2 separate regions of the Homo sapiens genome follow, and region 1 is linked to region 2. Evidence: chromatin loops called from intact Hi-C (ENCODE). Cell type or tissue: thyroid gland. All regions are shown on one strand. Each heading gives the region's core, and the rest is flanking DNA. Links, peaks and the distances in the headings are about the cores only.

Region 1 (9,309 bases), core at 2,359-7,358, 120 kb after region 2:
GGCTCTGGGGAGAGATGAGTTAACTCTTGACTGAAGACAGCTCGGTGTGGTGGCTGGAACCTCAGCTTTAGGCTGTGACGGATCTGCATTTGAGTCCGGTCTAGACAAGCTGTGAGAATTGAAGCACACTACTTAAGCTTTCTGAGCCTTTTCTCCTCTTAATAACGAGGATAAAGATACATACCACCCAGCATTGAAAAAGAATCAGAAGAGACAATGTAGGCCATTGTGAAGACTGGAGCCACTATTATGATCTCCGACTGCACCTGAGCCCTCCAGGCTGCACAGAAATCCTGTTTCCTTGATAGCATCTCTTTCCATTCACAACAGCAGCCTTATATGCTCACTTACCCGTTGGTTGTTTACAATCAGTTGACACCTATGTATTTAAAACTCATCTGTCCAAAGTTGAACTCATCCTCAGCACGTACCATTTCTTGTGTGCCCTGAAAGTTAGTAAATGAAATCACCATCCACCCGGCAGGCCAATCCACACACTTGGAGTTTGTCCTTGACTTCCTCCTCCGCTGTGCCCTCCACACCTCTTTAACCACGAAATTCCATCAGTACAGCACCAACTCCTCACCTTTTCTGCCCCAGCCCGGGCCACCAACATTCTCGCCTTGTTTCTTATGATAATCTGTTCATGGTCATCCTGCCTCCACAACCTCATTCCCCTCTGATCCACTCATAGTTGTAGCACACAAATGTGGTGAGGTCCCTGACCACCATCCCTGGCCGGGTGTATCTGTGTAACTGCGTTTTTATCACGGCACCTGCCACGGTGCATCAGGAGGTGTTGGAATCCTTCCTACTCTGTAAACTCCCTGGGTGGGGGGGCGCGTCATGTTGGCCTTGACCCCACTGTCAAGAAGCTAAGTGGAAGGCAGGCATGACACAAATATTTGGGAAAGAAGAAGAAACGAAGCAGCCAGCACTGCTAGTGGGGCGTAGCATCTTCTTTCCTGCTCCTCCTTATTCTTCCTTCTTTTCTCCCTTCTCTTTTCTGTCCCCTTTTCTCTTTTCTCTCCTAGTTATTACAGTTTTGGGTTGTCATCGCCATCATTGTATCATCCTCATCATCACCGAGGATCACCTATGATGACCTCTATTGTGAAAAGAAAAGAAAATCTCAGGACCCTAAACTCACTATGCTGAAGGGAAAAGTTGAACTTGGAAACTGAGTCATGTAAAAAAAAACCCCGCCTTTCCTTTTGTTCCTAAACAGACAGCTAGAGAAAGAAGGCCACGTGTCTCCCCAGGGGGCCTCCCTCACCTTGACAAAGTAAACTAACAGCTTATCTTCATGGTACTGGACAAGAGGAGACGAGGCACAGTCCCTCCGCCCACCTGAGATGAATGCATATTTGTCTTCTTCCTCTACTCCGTGTTTATTTTATCTCACATAAAGTGCAGATTTACTCAGCACGAGGTGAATACATAATCGATTGTTCCTCTACCTCCTCCTTGTCACGTGTGACATGTAGGTTCACTGACTGCTAATCGAAGCCTCAAAAAATGTGACTATACCTTCCCTCTCTTTTTTTCCCTTCTTTGCCGCCTGCCTACTTTATCCCTTTAAATACTGAAGCCCTCAAAATCCTCTTTGAAAAAAAGTGCTGGCCACAGACCAGTTGTGACTTGTGTCTCTTTTCCCCAGGCACGTCCTCAACCTTGGCAAAGTAAGCCTCTAAATGGATTCACACCCGTCTCAGACATTGTTTTTGTTTTGTTTTGTTTTGTTTTTTGAGTTCACCATCATAGCAGGGGATTGCTAGCAACAGTTAGGACCTGGAGGGGAGACCAGAAGAAGAGGCCGCTGGGCACGGGTGAAAGCAGTTCAGAAGACTTGGGGGAGAGGAAGACACCCAGGACCTCGTCAGCCTCCTGCCTCCCCCTTTTTTTGGGCGGCTTCTTTTGGAGGAGAGTAGCGAGTGTTCTCCTCAGAATGATCTGCCCGGGCATCAGCCTGCCGTTCCTAATGGAAACAGAAACGTTAACTCTTACTCTAGTGGTGGAGCCCCTTGGACTCCATCTGCAGTTCTCTCGAGGCCAGGATTCTGAATGAGCGAGATGAACTTTAATCTTCACTTCTTGTACTTTGGTTCTTATTTTCTGCCTCAGTGTCTTCTTCTCTTTGTTCATGGAGTCCCAGTACTCTCATGTCTGGAAACCTATCACCCTGATTACATAGAGATGAGATGATGAAATTGTCAGCAACTTGCTGAAAGTCACATGCCTGTGTCCTCAGAACAGGCACTGAGCTGTGGGTTCTCTGGATGACAGAATAGTCTTTTCCACATTAACTTAACCGGTGAGGACCCACTGGCTGGAAAACGTTAAGTTTGGAAACAGGCAAAGTGAGATTGTGCGTGTGTGTGTGTGCACGTGCGAGCATGTGTGTGTTTGCAAGTGTGTGTAATTGTGTGTGCGTGTAAGTGTGTGCAAGCAAGTGTGCATGTGAGTGTGTGAGTGTATGCGTGAGCGTGTGTGGGTGTGTGTGTGTGGAGTGTGTGAGAGTGTGAGTGTGTGAGTCTGTGGGAGTGTGTGAGTGCGTGTGAGTGTGTGAGTGTGTGTGAGTGTGTGAGTGTGGGAGTGTGTGAGTGTGTGTGTGTTGGGGATCGGTGGTGAGCAAGTGTCTTTTGTTGTCCATTCCTTTCTCACTGCCTCCTGCCTTACTCTCCTTACTCTCCTTACACATCCTTACTCTCTGCTTCCATTCCCTCTTCTCACTATTCAAGTTCTTCCGTTCTCTCCCTGTATTATGTTCTCCCCATAATTGCCGTCTTCACTCTTCCCCAAATCTCTATCCCCTTAATTTGTCCTTTCTTAGTTCTCCCTCCCCAGATTTATTCTGAAGGTTCAATGGACCCCTAAAAAATATGAAATACTGCATTTTAAGGGACATTAAAGGTATGTAATTTTGATTAATTTACACTGTAGCCAGTTATGTGAGAACTATTTGATGTCCAATGAGCCTTTGAAAAGTCTTAAAGTTTTTTCTGAAATTTTAACATTACATTTGTTGAGGAAAACTAACTCAAACACTTTAAGATCAATTTCTTCTTGGGAACTGTATTTCTTTGCTCACTAAAGGGTCTGCACGCCTATCTTTGCAGTTATAGAAGCTGCAAGAATTGAACACTGAGAATTGAGAGGGGAGAGAAATTCTGTTGTACGTTCCCACATCCTGTTCTTGAGGGGCTGTGGCAGGTTTGGAAGGGCAACAGTGTGAACACAGATTGAATTAAATACACTGGTGTCAGGGTGGGGTCGGGCAAAGGCAGGATCTAGTCAGCATGAGTCTGGATAGGCAGGATTTCTGGACGGAGGTCTATGGGACCAGAGTTTTTGCGGAGCAATGGGTAGAGGTTGAGCCTGGTGGAGCTTGGAGTCAAGCTCTGGGTGTGGAGGTCTGAGGCTCCCTTGTGGGAACAGGAGCTCCTGCTGCCCTGTTACTGTGGGGAGCTCACGTCTTCCTCCACCCCTCTATTTCTGAGATGGGACTTTTGAAAGGGCCAGGCATAGAAAAAGGCACAACTCTAGATCTTGTGGGAGTGTCCAAGTCTTTATTTATGGTGCATTATTCATTGTCTGTGGGGATGACCACACCGCTTGTGAAACTGCGGCTCCTCGGGAGCTGATCCTGCAGTTGCCTCTCTCTTTAGCATTCCACCTTCTGCGGTCTAATGCTTTCTGGGAACAAGGAGAGAGGACAGTGGCAGCAAGCCCTTTTCCTCTTTCCATCTAGGTCCCCCCAGGCAGGAGATTAAGATATGGGCTCAGTGAGATATCAGATCATTGAAGTTAGATGGCACAGGGCCATTGGTAAAAGCCCGAGGCCTGCCTCCTACATCTCTCAGGCTAGATAGTCTGGACTGTAAATTTTTATATGGTTTTCGTTTATATAGTTTAGAGAGTAAGATCAGAAATTACGGAGCCAGTTTTCTCCAACCACTTGTGACTGTGCCCTTGGGCATGCTATTTTACCTCTCTGTTCCTCAGCTTCTTAAACTTTAAAGTGGGCACACAGTAGTGTAAAAGCAAACACACAGTAGTTTCAGCTATTGTATTTATTGCACCAACAGCTGTGGGTGCAGTTCCATGTCTCAGCTGACAGAGGTGAGGAAGTCTTCCCGAAATATGACTACAGGTAGAGGCTGTTGGGAAAGCCGTGCTTTGAGGCCTGTGTGGTAAATCAGGTGCATTAGATTAATTACCTAATCTGTGGTAGATGAAGGCTGAGCACCTGTTTCCTCCTTTGGTTGCATCTTCCTGGACTGTAGCGGCTGCAGAGCCGAAAACTACGTTTCCCAGATACCCTTCTGCCTGAGTTTCTGGATGCAAATTGGCCTCACCAATCAGATTCTCTTAGGTACGGACTGCAAGTCAGAACAGAGAAGGAGGTGTCCTCCTGCTGGCAGGCTCTGCGGTGGGGAAGGAGGGTCTTTCTGTAGCCCTGTGCAGTGTCTGGCCACCAGCTTGGGTGGGTATAGAAGGCAGTTGTCTCTGGATTCCTGCCTTCCTGACTGGGCCATCCCTCTGGATGGCTCTGCAGGGTTGCTGGGGGTCCTTCCTGGAGACTCAGCCCAGAGGTCACTCCTCCTTTCAGTGTCATTAGCACCCAATCTTTACACTCCCTTCTGCAGGGTAGGCAGTAATTTCTGCTTTTTACAACATAACCTTGATAACCTTGATATTTAAGTCTATGGAAAGCTAAAGGACTTTTCTGAGGCAATCTTTTCTGATTTTCCAAGGCAGGTAGGTCACACTCCTTAGCTGTACAGTCTCATTGGATTCCCCACTTGCTAGAACTTTCCTAGGCTTCCTCATTTATCAGCTCATGCTATGAGGACTCTTAGTCCTTGTAAGGTGTGTCTAGGGATTTTCCTGTGTCTCACTTAATAGATTTTTCTCAGGTTGACTACAGGAGGGAGATTTGACTATCAATAGTGGTATTGGTGAGCCCAGTAACTATGTGATGGGACCTGGATATGATGCAATCAGTCAGTCTGACAATGGGGAGATTAAGGTCCAATTGTTCTGCAGATACCACACCTGGCATCCTGTCTAATGTAGACTCTCTCTGTTAGGTGCACAAGTGAACTTATAGCATGGCAAATGAGAAATTATTTCAGTTGGGCCCATAGTTTTGTCTGCATATGTTAATAAGATATTTGATTCAATGTCAACTTAGATCTTGAGAGGTAGAAAAGAGATTCTGCCAGAAGGTCAAATGAGCTGATATCTATGATTGCAAATCCAGCTGAGGATGAAAATACTGGATGAAATGTGAAAGGTAACTCCCATTGTGGGGATCTTGTATAACAGAACAAGGTGGGCACAGCTGTGTGGGTTCGTTGCTGGCTTGGATAAGCTGATGCTCAATGCCGAGAGGATGGTTCTTTCTCCACAGTGCATGTCAGTGGTAAGTTCAGTAGTTCAATTGCACAAGCTAAGCAATTAGCACATATTTTTTAGAAGTTATTTTTGTTTATTTTCATTTTTAAACGTCTATTTCTGAATATGCAAAATCTAAGCTCAGTGGAAGTAACTTGCATAAAACAGACACCCCCATAAGTGTTAAAAAACCAACCACGGGTCCTAGAGGAGGGAAGGTTGAAGGTGGAGAACTGTGGTATGAAATTCAGGGAGAATCTCCACAAAGTTCCAGGTGCTGTGTGCTCCTTGTTGGAGAACAGATGAGTGTTTTCAGGAGACAGGGAGGATTTAGTGCCCAAGAATTGCAGTCGGGCACAGTGGGGTGTGGTGGGGAGTTGCCAGGACCAGGCTTAGCTGAGGGCAGGAGAGACTGCTGGAAACCATAGCTATGAGCATATCCCGTTGAACAGCAAGTTTTGGTGCATGTGGCCAGCCAGCAGGAGAGAGGGCCAGGGAGCAGTGAGGCGGACTCTGGAAGCTGCAGGGAGGCGGGCTCTGGAAGCTGCAGCGAGGCGGGCTCTGGAAGCTGAGGTGGCTCCACATTCTGCTGTCTGTGCCCTACCATTTTTATTTGAGCCAGTTTAATTTTTTTTCAACTAAGTCTCCCTCCCTATCTTCTTCCTCCTTCTCTCCCTTTCTTCTCTTCCTTACCCTTTTTCTTCTGACCTCCATTTAGTTTTAATTCTTTTTTTTTTTAAAGTTGCATATGTATAGTGTGAAGAATTAAATAATTCCATAGGGTCTGTTGTGCAGAATAGTAATCTGCTATCCTCCTCTTCCATTACATCTTTTCCAGAGGAAATATAATAGCTTTAAACTTTACTGCCTTTTTTTTCTTTTTTTTGGTGTTTGCCTCTATATTTTAAAATAGCGTGCTTTTATTGCTACTTTTCAAGAAATTTTCAATTTCAGGCATTATTTATGGAAGCGAGGGCTTTCCTTTCTTTCCTCCTCCCTCTGCCACAAGCATCCTCCCCATTGGTTACACTTTTGGTTAGATCAATATTCATTGTTTTCATTTATTTTGACTTTTGTAACTGTCACTCAGTGCTGAGCCTGTGGCAAATTATGATTGCTTTTCCTTTCCTATATGACTTTTTGTCTTTTCTGGACTAATAGCTGTTTTTTTCATTGTTTATGTCTGTATGTTTTGATTACTAATTTAACTCCAAACTCCCTGCTAGTTGTCCAAATCTCCTTTCTCAAATTTCCCAGACATTAGGTGTTCTGAGACTTCTGTCTTCTTGAGTAAACCTTTTCCAGAAACTTTGGGCCTGATTCAATGCAGGGTTCTTGCTTTCAGGCCCCACGCTCAGCTGTATGTTCCTGGACTTTCCCTCCACCATCACTGTAGGGATTCCCTTCTCACTTTGCTCCTCTGTTTCCTTGCTTGAGCCTTCCTCTGATTTCGAATACCTCCTTGTTTTGGGGATGCACCTCCTCCAGGAGCTTGCTGGTACAGAATGCATGGGACTCTATCTGTCAGGATTCAGAGGGCAAGCTCTAGTAAGAAACTTCAAGAAGCATTTAATAAAGGGATGGTTTACAAAGATGTGGAAGGCTGAAGAAACTTGGGGCCAGTACGAGCAAAAGTCTTTTTCCATACCTAGGTTTGGGGTCATGGGAAGGAAGCAGTTACTGGGATCTGCAGACAAAAATATATTTGAAGGTAGCAATCAACCCACATTGGTCTTGCGGGAATTTTCTCATTTTGCTCATTTTGGAACTCCTACCAGACAATGATCATCCTGCACTGATGGCCTTTTCTTCTTTATTTTATATAATTTAGAAATTTTGCCCTATTTCCTGTGAGGTTTATTCAGTTCTTTTTTCTAAACTTCTATAGTTTCTTGTGGGGAGGCAACATTTTACTATCGTATTTTACATTTCCAAGAGCTTGCTTCAGTCCTCTCAATGTTCATTTTTAATAACATCTTGTTCTTGTTTCATGATTGCACTATTTCCTCTTACTTTTCTGAGCATAGTAATAATCTTTTTGAGGGAAACATTGTATTCTCTCTAAATAGTTTTTCTATAGTATCCTCCAAAATGTGTTTAGCATGCTTTTGTGTTTATTTTTTCTTTCCTTCAGGTCAGTGATGTTTTTTTCAGATGGTTAGATTTCCTTGTATCTCTGGTCGTATTTAAAAGTAGAAGATGAAGAAGCTGATTGGAAGCCCTGAGCACATTTGTGGGTTGCTATATGGGCTCTGATGTAGGATGATCTGGTTGAGCCATTGTACTGGGGAATCCTTGATGGTTATACTGGTTATACTGGTTGTACTGGGGAATCCTTGATGTTAGTGACTTTTGTCTCTTCTCTTGGGCGGAACAGAGTCCTCAGAGAAAACCTTACAATCTTCTGCAGAGGGTGAACGTCTAGCAATGATCTGGGAACTAAAGGGAAGAAGATTGCTGGGGTCGAAGGAGGGCCTCAGCATCCAGGATCCAGTTTCACTTCATCTTCCCTTTTCAACATAACCATCTCTGACGACATCTTGAACATTTACATTTATCTTCTCAAATGACTAGCCTTCCATTTTCTTGCTAGAGTGTGGATCTGGAAGTCTATCTGTTTTTAAAGTGGCTACCAAGCCGTCCTTCACCTTCATTCTACTTCCAGCACCTCAGGGTTCCCTGCTGAACCTCTGGGAATCTCATGGCTCAAATCCAACTGGCCACTGGCTTCCTTACTGCTGGTTGAGTGAGGAGTCATCTTTCTTTGGTCCACCAAGTCAGTTACCACCTGCCTTTCTGCCTTCTAATTATGGTTTCTTTGATCTTTCTCCATATCCTTACAGGTCTAGGACCTAAAAAAATTACTTTTATGGTGTGTTAGTGGAGTTCTGTGAGGGTGTGTAGAGCTAAATGTTGAAATTTTAGTCTCTTTCCTAAGGCAATTCCCCATTCCTAGAAGAAGACAGCTACATGGTCCCTCACCAGAAAGGCTGCTTTCTCCTGTATGAATTGGGCTCCAGCTGGAGATTGGCTGGTCTGTGGGCTGGTGAAAAATCAGGCTTTTATTCATGGCTGTGTTGTTCCTCTGAAGCTCATTTTGCCTTCTGGAGACCCAGCAACAGGGCCATGTTCTGAACAATGGTGCTGTCTTTTCCTTTTTGCAGTACACTATCCTCCATTTCTGTGACCGCATGCAACTCTAGCCAGTCCCTAGCTCAGATAACCTGAATGGAGGCCACACCTCCCTGAGGTCCCTGGGGCTCATTTTCTGAAGGGCATCACCGGGACTGGAACTCCCAGATCATCTCCTATGTCCCATCCTGTGCCCCAGTCTTTTAATGAACCTTCAGATGATATATTTAAGAGATTTAATCATGGATTACTGCATTATACCATAAAACCTTTTTGCTTCCATGCAGTAACTTTCTGATGCCTGTAGCTCTACGAGTAACAAAGATGGTATATTCAGGCAGTATTTTTGTCTGTGAGGTTTCCCGCAAGTATCTCTGTTTAGCCAACCCAGGGACAACATCCTGTGGCTTTGTTTTCCTTTGGGAGCTAAACTGGCTCATTTTATCAGGGGTGAAGCAAGATAAACCTTAGGAATAAATAGTTTTGTGTCAAAAGTTGCTGCCTTGAAAATTTGTTTCCACAGGGTGTCAATGTGCTGATATTCCAATCTTGCAGAAATCGACTGGATTTAGTGGAATTAAAGTCAACTGGAAGACGATCTGTGGGGATAATTCCATGATTCAAAGCCTTCAGGGAAAACGTGTTTGCTCAGCTGCAGTGATTGAAAAATTGAAGGCAATGAGAGTCATATGTTATGCTTGGTTATGTCCTGCTCTGATGCCAGTTTGGAGTAAAGGCTGAACTTTGCTGTTGAAAGCCACTGTGGAAAGTGGAAAC
Region 2 (9,309 bases), core at 2,076-7,075:
CTTTCATGATAAAACTCTCAACAAAATAGGTATAGAAGAAACTTACCTCAACACTATAAAGGCTGTATATGAAAAACCTGTATCTAATATAATAATCAATGGGGAAAAATGAAAGCTTTTTCTTTAATATCTGGAACAAGACAAGGATGCCTACTCTCACCACTCCTATTCAACATAGTACTGGAAGTCCTAGCCAGAGAAATCAGGCAAGAGAAATAAAAGGCATCAAAATTGAAAGGAAAGATGTAGTTATCTCTGTTAACAGAAGACATGATTATTATACATTGAAAACTCTAAAGACTCCACAGAAAATGGTTAGAAATAATTGGTTAGAAATAATACAGTCAGTCTTTCATATCTGCCAGGGATTTGTTTCAGGACCCCCTCAGATAACAAAATCTGTGATGATCAACTCCCTCATGTAAAATCATGTACAGTTGGCCCTGTGTATCCATGGGTCCACATCTGTGGATTCAAACCACCACAGATGGAAAATATGTACAAGTTTGGTTCATGGTTGGTTGAGTTCATGGTTGCAGAACCCATGAATATGAAGGACTGACTATATAATAAATTTATTAAAGTTGTAGGATATACAATAGACATACAAAAATCATTGCTATTTCTAAACACTAACAATGAATTGTCTGAAAGGGAAATTTAAAAAACAATATCAAATAAACTACTTTGGAATTAACTAACCAAAGAAGTGAAAGACTTAAACACTACAAATTACAAAAGATTGATGATGGAAATTTGAAGTAAATTGAAAGACAACCCATGGATTGAAAGAGTGAGTACTGTATTATTAAAGTGTCCATATTACTCAAAGCAATCTACACATTTAATGTAATCCATATCAAAATCCCAATGGTGTCTCTCGCAGAAATAGAAAAAATAATCCTAAAATTCATATAGAATCACAAAAAACCCTGAGTAGCCAAAGCAATTTTGAGCAAGAACAAAGCTACAGGTATCACACTTCCTGACTTCAAATTAAATTACAAAGCTGTAGAAAGGAAAACACTGTGGTACTGGCATAAAAACAGACACATAAACCAGTGGAACAAAATAGAGAACCTAGGTATAACCCACACATTTGCAGCAATTGATCACCCTGGAGGGTGACAAGGAGACACAATAGGGGGAGGATATGCTCTTGAACAAATGGTGTTAGGAAAGCTGGATGTCCACATGCAAAACAATGAAATCGGATCCCTAGCTCACATCATACATAAAAATTAACTCAAAATGGATTAAACATTTAAATGCAATACCTGAAACCATAAAACTCCTAGAAGAAGACAGGAGAAAACATTCTTGACATTGGTCTTGGCAATAATTTGTTTAGATATGATGCCAAAAGCACAGGCAACAAAGGCAAAATAGGTAAATGAATTACATCAAACTAAAAAGCTTCTGCACAGCAAAGAAAACAACTAATGAAATGATAAGGCAACCTATGAAATGGGGAAAAAGTTTGTAAACCATATCTCTTATAAGGAGTTCAAAAAATAAGGACACATACACATCAATTCCAAAATTACAAATAACCTAATTTTATTTTAAGGCAAAGAATCTAAATAAATATATCTCAAAAGAAGGAATTCAAATGGCTAACAGGTATATGAAAATGTGCTCAACATCTCTAAACTTCAGAGAAATGCAAATCAAAACCACAATGAGATATCAGGTCACACCTGTCAAAATGGCTATTATCAAAAAGGCCAAAGATAAGTGTTGGTGAGAATGTGGAGAAAAGGAAACCCTTATACACTATTGATGGGAATGCAAATTAGTAAAACACAGAAAACAGTATTGAGGTTCCTCCAAAGAAAATTGAAACTAGCACTGGCCTGGTGTGGTGGCTCACACCTGTAACCCCAGGATTTGGGGAAGCTAAGGCAGGAGTCCAGGAGCTCCAGACCAGCCTGGGTAACATAGCAAGACCCCATCTCTGAAAAAATTTAAAATTAGCCAGACATGGTGTTGTACACCTGTAGTCCCAGCTACTTGGGAGGCTGAGGTAGGAGGATCCCTTGAGCCCAGGAGTTCAAGGCTGCAGTGAGCTATGATCTTGCCACTGGACTTTACCCTGGATGACAGAGTGAGACCCCATTTCAAAAATAAAAAAAAGAACTGCCACAATCCAATAATTTCACTTCTGGATATATGTCCAATGAAATTGACATAAGAGTCTTAGAGAGGTGTCTGTCATCCCCTGTTCATTGCAGCATGACACACAATGACCAAAATATGAAAATAACCTAAATGTCCTTTGGCAGAGGAACAGATGAATGGGTAAAGAAAATGTGGCATGTATATATAAAATGAAATATTATCCGACCTTAAAAAAGAAGGAAATCCTTCTATTTGTGAAAACATGGATGGAGCTGGAAGATATTGCACCAAGCAAAAATGCAAGACACAGAGAAAAATACTTCATGATCTCACTTACATGAGGAATCTACAACAGTCAAATTCATAAAAACAGAGAATAGGACAGTGGTTGCCAGGGGCTCAGGGAGGGGAAACGGGGTGATGTTGGTTAAATTGTACAAAGTTCAAGTTATAATAATTTCTGGAGATATAATGTACAACATGGAACAACACTGTGTCATATTCTTGTGTTCTGCTAAAGGACTAGATCATAAATTAATTACTGTCAACACACACAATGGTAAATATGTAGAGATAATAAATATGCTAATTTGCTTGATTGTGGTGATCATTTCAAAAAGTATAAAATATCAAAACATTAAGTTACCTTAAATTTACACAATTTTTATATGTCATGTTATCATCATAAAGCTGTTAAGAAATATTTAGTAAATAATGTCTACAACCTGGGAACTTTCTCATGACAGGGAGGGCTAGAGTAGGAAAATGGAATTTTGCAACAAGGATAGGGTGAGGGACATGGGAAATGATTGATCAAGTATTTAAGAAATGACCTGGGTGGAAGCTACATCAGAGAGTATGAGCTTTAGAGCATCTGTCCTCAAATTTTTGGTTTCAGGACCACTTTACATTTAAAAGTTATTGAGGACCCCAAAGAGCTTTTATTTACTTGGATTATATCTATCTATATTTATCATATTAAACATTAAAGCTGAGAAATTAAAAAAATATACTTATATGTTTACATAAATCACATTTTTATTTAAAGTTATCATTTTTAAACAGTAAAGTTGGTGAGAACATTGACATTGTTTTATATTTTTAAGTATGTCTTTAATGTCTGGTTTAATAGAAGAAAACTTCGTTCTCCTTTCTGCTTCTACATTTAATTTCTTGTGACATCCCACGTCAGGTAGCCTCTGGGAAACTCCAATTATACTTGTGAGAGAATGAAATTGGAAAAGGTCAACAAAACCTGTGTATTTTTATGAAAAGAGTTTTGACCTTGCAGAGCCCCTGGAAGGGACCCAGGGACTTCTCAGGGTTCTCTGGCTCATGTGTTCACAGAGTAGAGGGTAAGTCCACAAGAGAAGGCAGTGATTGGCTGTGGGAGGTCTTGCTGAGTGGTGGTAGAGAAGAGGTTGGATGTGTAGAAAGTATGGTCATTGTTGTCATTTCTTTTCCCTTTCCTTTGGCTTCTTGTCGCTGGGATTTCCTCTTTAGCTGCCTAATGAAAGTTTTTGTTTTGTCTTTCTGAGTCTTGATACATTTCAAGAAGTCTTCTATCTCATTTATTTTTCCACCCAAATTTGGAATTTAGGAAGAGTCCATATAGCTATATTTAGATAATTTATCTCCCTGAAGACATTTTGGGATCATTTATAAATCTCTGTAAGCAATGCTCTGATGTCCCTTTATTTTGCTTAGAGACTGGGTCTTGCCGTGTTGTCTGGACTGGAGTGGCTCGATCGTAGCTCACAATACGCAGTACAATCAAACTCCTGGTCTCAAAGCGATCCTGCCACTCAGCCTCCACAGTAGCTAGGTCTGCAGGTGTGTGCCAGCACGCCTAGCTTTTTATTACTATTATTATTATTTCATTATGCTGCCCAGGCTGGTCTTCCAACTCCTGGCCTCAAGTGATCCTCCTGCCTTCTGCCTTCTGAAGAGCTGAGATTACAGCTGTAAGCCACCATGCTGGTCCCGATGTCATTTAAATACAAACAAGATACTATATTCCTTGTAGGAAGTGCTACATAAACATAATTTTTTTGAGCTAGGGTCTTGCCGTGTCACCCAGGCTGGAATGCAGTGGTATGATCACACTCACTGCAGCCTTGACCTCCAGGGCTTAAGCGATCCTCCCACCTCAGCCTTCCAAGTAGCTGGGACCTGAGGTGTGAGCCACCAAGCCCAGCGAATTTTTCAAATTTTTGGTAAAGATGGGTGTGTCATTGTGTTGCCCAGGCTGGTCTTGAACTCTTGGGCTCAAGTTACCCTCCTCCCAGGTCTCCCAAAAGTGCTGGGATTAAGCACCCGGCCCTAAAATTTCATTCACTTTCTTTGTTTGTCCACAAGGTGGTGTTGTTTCCCCACAAGGTGGTGCTGTTTCCCTTCTAATAACATGAGACAGCTCACTCAAGAACATCAAGAACACGACATTCTCTAAAAAATATCACAGTAGTTCCTTTTCCATAACTATTAAGTTTTCAAGGTGTTATCAGGTTTATCTCATAGAAAGAATGTGTAAAATTTTTCATGTACAAACATAATCTTTTAGCAATGAGTTAAAAAATTTGGCATTGTCTGAATGAAGATTTCCTTTTTCCTATAATTTTATTTATTATAATTATATTTTTAGTGATATCAATTGCTTTATAAAAACTCATTACCGAATGACTGTGAAATCGTCTGCTTTGAAGCACAGTGAAATCAGTCAGCATACTGGGTCTAACACGGTTCCTTCCATTTTAAGAAAGCTATTTACACTCCAATTTGCAAGTTGGACTTTACAAAAATTAAAACATTTATAAAATATACTAACTATGATTGTTTTAAAAAGTAATGGTTTTTTTATGGTAAGGAAATAAATTGAAGCTCTGTGTTGGAAAGTGCAGAAAACAAATCAGCATTCTTTATAAATAGATTTTACTGCTGGTTTAGAAATTACCTTATGTGCTTTATAGATGATGGAAAAATGAAATCAGCTGCAGTTAGCACTGTGCATGCGTCGTATTTGCTGTGTCACTTTTAGAAAGATTATGGAATATTGGCAGGTCAGGATTCTCAAAATGATCAGTTCTAAGAAGAGGCTAAATGAAAAAGAATTTAAAAGCAAGCCTAGTTGTTTAATATATACATGGATGAGTTAAGGGGAAATCCTGGACTGGGAGCTAGCAGATCTATGTTCTGACTTTTACTAAGTCATTGGCTGCTACAGCAGGCCGAGCAGACATAACTGCCAAGGCTGCCTGGGAGTTGGGTTGACTGGCAATTGGCACAGGGAGGGAGGGCAATTGCCAGAGTAATGGCCAAATATTCAGGGTTTCATGTTCAGTGAAGTAGGGCATGCATTTATATCCCAAAGGCAAAACTGACGCTAGAATCAGGCCTTCTGGCTGAATCTGAGTCCACAGTCTGATGGGTAGGATGAAGTAGTCTCAGAAATCCAAGCCAGCCAGAACCCATGAGGTGTGCTCTGCAGATATTGGCTGGCAAGCTGCATTAAGATGTTTCATTCCATTGAGCAAACATTCCTTGATTGATTAGGTTAGCATCCCACAGGAGCAGAGACAAATTCTTCAGAATTTGTCCATGAAGCTGTAGTCCCAGAGCTTATATTTCAAGGGCAGAAGGAGGAAACAGCATTTCAGGATGGTAGGTGATTACAGCTAAACCGAATTCTGAAAATAAAAGGAACCCTATGTCTTTGTCTGCTCAGGCTGCTGTTACAAACAACTGTAGACTGAGTGGCTTAAACAGCACATACTTGTTTCTCACAGTTCTGAGAAATCAAAGATTAAAATCTGGGCCAGCAGAGCCAGTGTCTGGTGAAGGCCTTCTTACTGGTTTGCAGGTGTTCTTGTTGTATCTTCACATGGCTGAGAGAAGAGGGCTCTAGTCTCCTTCTCTTCTTATTAGGATGCTAACCCCATCGTGGGAACTCCATCCTCATCAAAACCAAATTACTTCCCAAAGGTCCTCCTTCTAATGCCATTCTATTGTTAGAGTTTCAACATGTGCATTTGTTGATGCAAACATGCAGTCCACAGCATCTTATCTAATCAAATCAGTTGCCCCTTGAATAAAATTCTAGCTCCTATAACAAGACTTAAAATTATGACTTGGTTGTTGCCAAAACGGTCTATCTGGATTTGCTAGAAACCAAGCATATTTGAATATTTCCTCTAAAGATTTTCTCATTCCTACCCTATTATGTATATTTACAGAATTCTTAAATAATTATATACACAAGGCTTCTATTAGCTCTGACTAGAGCTTCTATTAGCTTTGACTATTGCAAGCAGCTTTATAGCACTGTAGGTAAAGCATGTGCTTTGAAATCATACAATAAAATTTATTACATGCTAAGCACTTTATATTCATTATTTAATTTTATCATCTTAATCACCTTCATTATTACCTCCATTAAACCCTATTTGTTGGCTACCTATATTATTCTGATTTTGCAAAACTAAATTTGAGAGCCTTTCCCAATGTCACATAAGTTAATAACTGGCATAGCTGGGGCTTGAATTAAAGTCTACCTGATTCCAAGATCTATTTACCATTGTTCTACAATATGTACTTTTTAGGTCCCTGAGAAGGCTAACAGCCTTTCTTTTGAAATCTGCCTTCTTCCTGGATAGCAGCTTTATTAATATGTGATTAGGGCACCATATTTCAGGCAACAAATTCTTTGAAATCTTTCATTTCCATAGTGAGATAAGGATCAGTTCTGTGGCATTGTCTGCCAGAAAACATCATTTGGAGACTATCTTGTACAAGAAGTAGAAGACACAGCTGGGGGCCTGTGGAGGACAGAAAGCTCACAGCTTCTGTCCATACCCCTTTCACTTCCTCCTCAAGGAGATGGACCTCTGTGGTTGGTCAAGCTTAAGGATCTTTTATGGGCCACAGCTAATGGTGAAATCTTCCTAACTGTAGGTGAAGATTTATGGGCAAGTTGGAGAGTTAAGGTAGCTTGTGGCTGCTCCTTTTAGAAGAAAGTCTGATCATTGCTCTCTTATTTGTGGAACCCCTATGCTTGGTAAGACATGCCTGAAGACCAATCCTGTGTCAGTAGACTTCATATCTACTCTCTTCTACCAATCACACAACTACAGACAAATAAGAAAAATAAAACAAAGCTCAGACACACTCCCCTGGCATGGAGGTCACTCTCTGGCTGGCTGCTTTTCTCTACCCTGGTGCCTCCTGGGTGTTCGGCTCTTTCTTAGACCAAATTGAGACATGGGTTTGGGATTAAAGAGAAGTAAGTGAGAGGGGTCTCTGGCCTGTTTTGGCATTAGACCAAGTAAATAACAGAGTTCTTCTGCCTTAAGCTCAGCTCTGTAGAGCTTTCTCTGTGTTTGGGGAAAATCTCCAGATAGTAATGAAGTGGTATTTTACTGTGCTTCATTTTCTGTACATATATCTCTTTCTTAGGTATCTTGTGGGGAGATTGGTTCCCTGGACAAATACCATCTTAATCACTTTCATTATTACCAATTTTATTTTATTTGCAGAATTAAAATTTAAATGGACATTCAGGAAACAAGTCTGGTGAGAGAATTATGTTATGAGGTAAATCTTTCAGCATCTGCCTTAGGGACATGGATTATTTTCCCCCTTGTTTTTCACCAAGCTCCAGGCTTGCAAAAGAATCGTGATGTGGTCTGAGGCAAACTTACTGATTGGCTAGTGGTAAGTTAAACCGTGGCCTGTAGGACCGCGGGGAACCATTGCCTGTCATCGGCCAGAATCCACTGTTTGGAGGTGTGCGCTGGGAAGGCCATTCATACTTACTGATACATGCTTTGTTCTTGGCACTGTGTTAAGTACTGGACACATGCAACAATTTGGAATATTGTTACATTCAACCCTCACAATAGTCTGATGTATATGTTATTAGTCCCGTATTGGAGACGAGTAAACAAGATTAGAGGAAGAGCAGCACACAGCTGGAACCACACAGGTGGCACTGGGATTGGAAGCAGTTCTGTCTCACCCTGGACCACCATTTCTATGCTGTGTCTCCACTAGAGGATCCTTTCTTTGGTTCTTCTAAGTCATTAGTCATCAATAATTTATCTCCAAACTGTAGGTTTCACAGGAGGAGATGCCACTTGAAGCTGCATGGCTAAAAATGGAGATGGAATGTGGAACATGGTGGGAAACACTGGGAGGGGTTTATTGATAAACTTCAAGTACTTTGTGGGGCTCTGAAAGGCTGTCTTCAAATTCTTTGTCCTACTACCTCTTTCATATTAGTTCAAATGTCATATGGGTATATCTTTTGGGTTAAATTAAGGAAAATCTCCATGATAAGTAAAAAACAAACAAAAAAACCCCAAAAGAATAGAAAGAGGTACTACGAAAAATCAACTCAGATTTCTCAGTTTTGTTAACTCAAAGAAGCCTTGGTCCAGTTGGAAGAAGACAGAATTGATTTTGACAATCTCTAGCAAACCCTTTAGCGTTCAATGCACTCTAGACCATGAGTATAAAGAAGTTCACTTAATGGGTTCACCAAATTAGTTAGTTTGTGTAGTTCAAAGGGAAACAGACACACAGGACTGTGAGGCTTTGACAGGGGTGAAAGGCAAGTGTGGGTCCAGTGAGCCCAGGCAGGCCATGAAGGGGCAGGGCAGGAGGAGGACGGTGCTGGGAGGCTAGGGAACTGGCCACCTCCGTGCTGGCTGAAGATCACAAAAATGAACACAGCTTTCTCCAAACGCTGCCCATGCCTGATGGAATTAAACAGAGCTCTGAGAAAGACAGCACCGGGGCCGAGGATGGGTCCTGAGCTGCCTACACTCATCAATATCTTGGCCAGTGGCTATGCCCTCAGGGGCAATTTGCCTAGCTTTCTTGATCCACACCAGAAAACTCGCTTTTGAAGTGGTTTGGAAAGCTCCAAAAGGGATGTGCTTCATGCTATTGGTATTGCTGCCAAAAAGAAAAGATTCTGCTTTTCATCAGCTGTTGATTTTTTCTCTGTGTATTTCTCTAGCATCTATTGCTGGTGGCCCTGGTTATGCTAACAAGCAGATAGTGTAGCTGCAGCAGCAGAACAGAAAAGACTCTCCTGGATTCTCAATTCCAGGCTGGCCTGGGAACAGGCTTAGGGATGTTTCGATGCTTGAATGCAGGCAGGCTGGAGATCTGTGGCAATTCTTTTGACAT

Evidence for each region. A loop is a pair of places that touch in the nucleus more often than their neighbours do. Peaks named below come from ENCODE experiments on the same cell type or tissue, not always from the same donor. Only the 100,000 strongest peaks of a DNase experiment are listed, where the experiment ranks them.
Region 1: it touches region 2 in a loop (3-fold over the local background); 6 of 110 quality-filtered maps call a loop at or near these places.

What each region holds. Positions count from the first base shown.
Region 1 is chr4:189,780,546-189,789,854 of GRCh38, reverse strand. All of the region lies in intron 3 of FRG1-DT (FRG1 divergent transcript), which reads left to right. LOC124900882 (a long non-coding RNA gene) reads left to right here and starts at 2,250. Exons shown (of 2, transcript XR_007058516.1): 1 at 2,250-2,314; 2 at 2,834-9,309. In thyroid gland, for the core only: no CTCF peak of the experiment used is centred there; no DNase peak of the experiment used is centred there.
Region 2 is chr4:189,899,795-189,909,103 of GRCh38, reverse strand. The region is part of intron 2 of FRG1-DT (FRG1 divergent transcript); the gene reads left to right. Among named protein-coding and RNA genes, the nearest start is that of LINC01596, 23 kb to the right of the region's middle. In thyroid gland, for the core only: a CTCF peak has its summit at 4,488 (motif pointing right); a DNase peak (open chromatin) is centred at 4,473.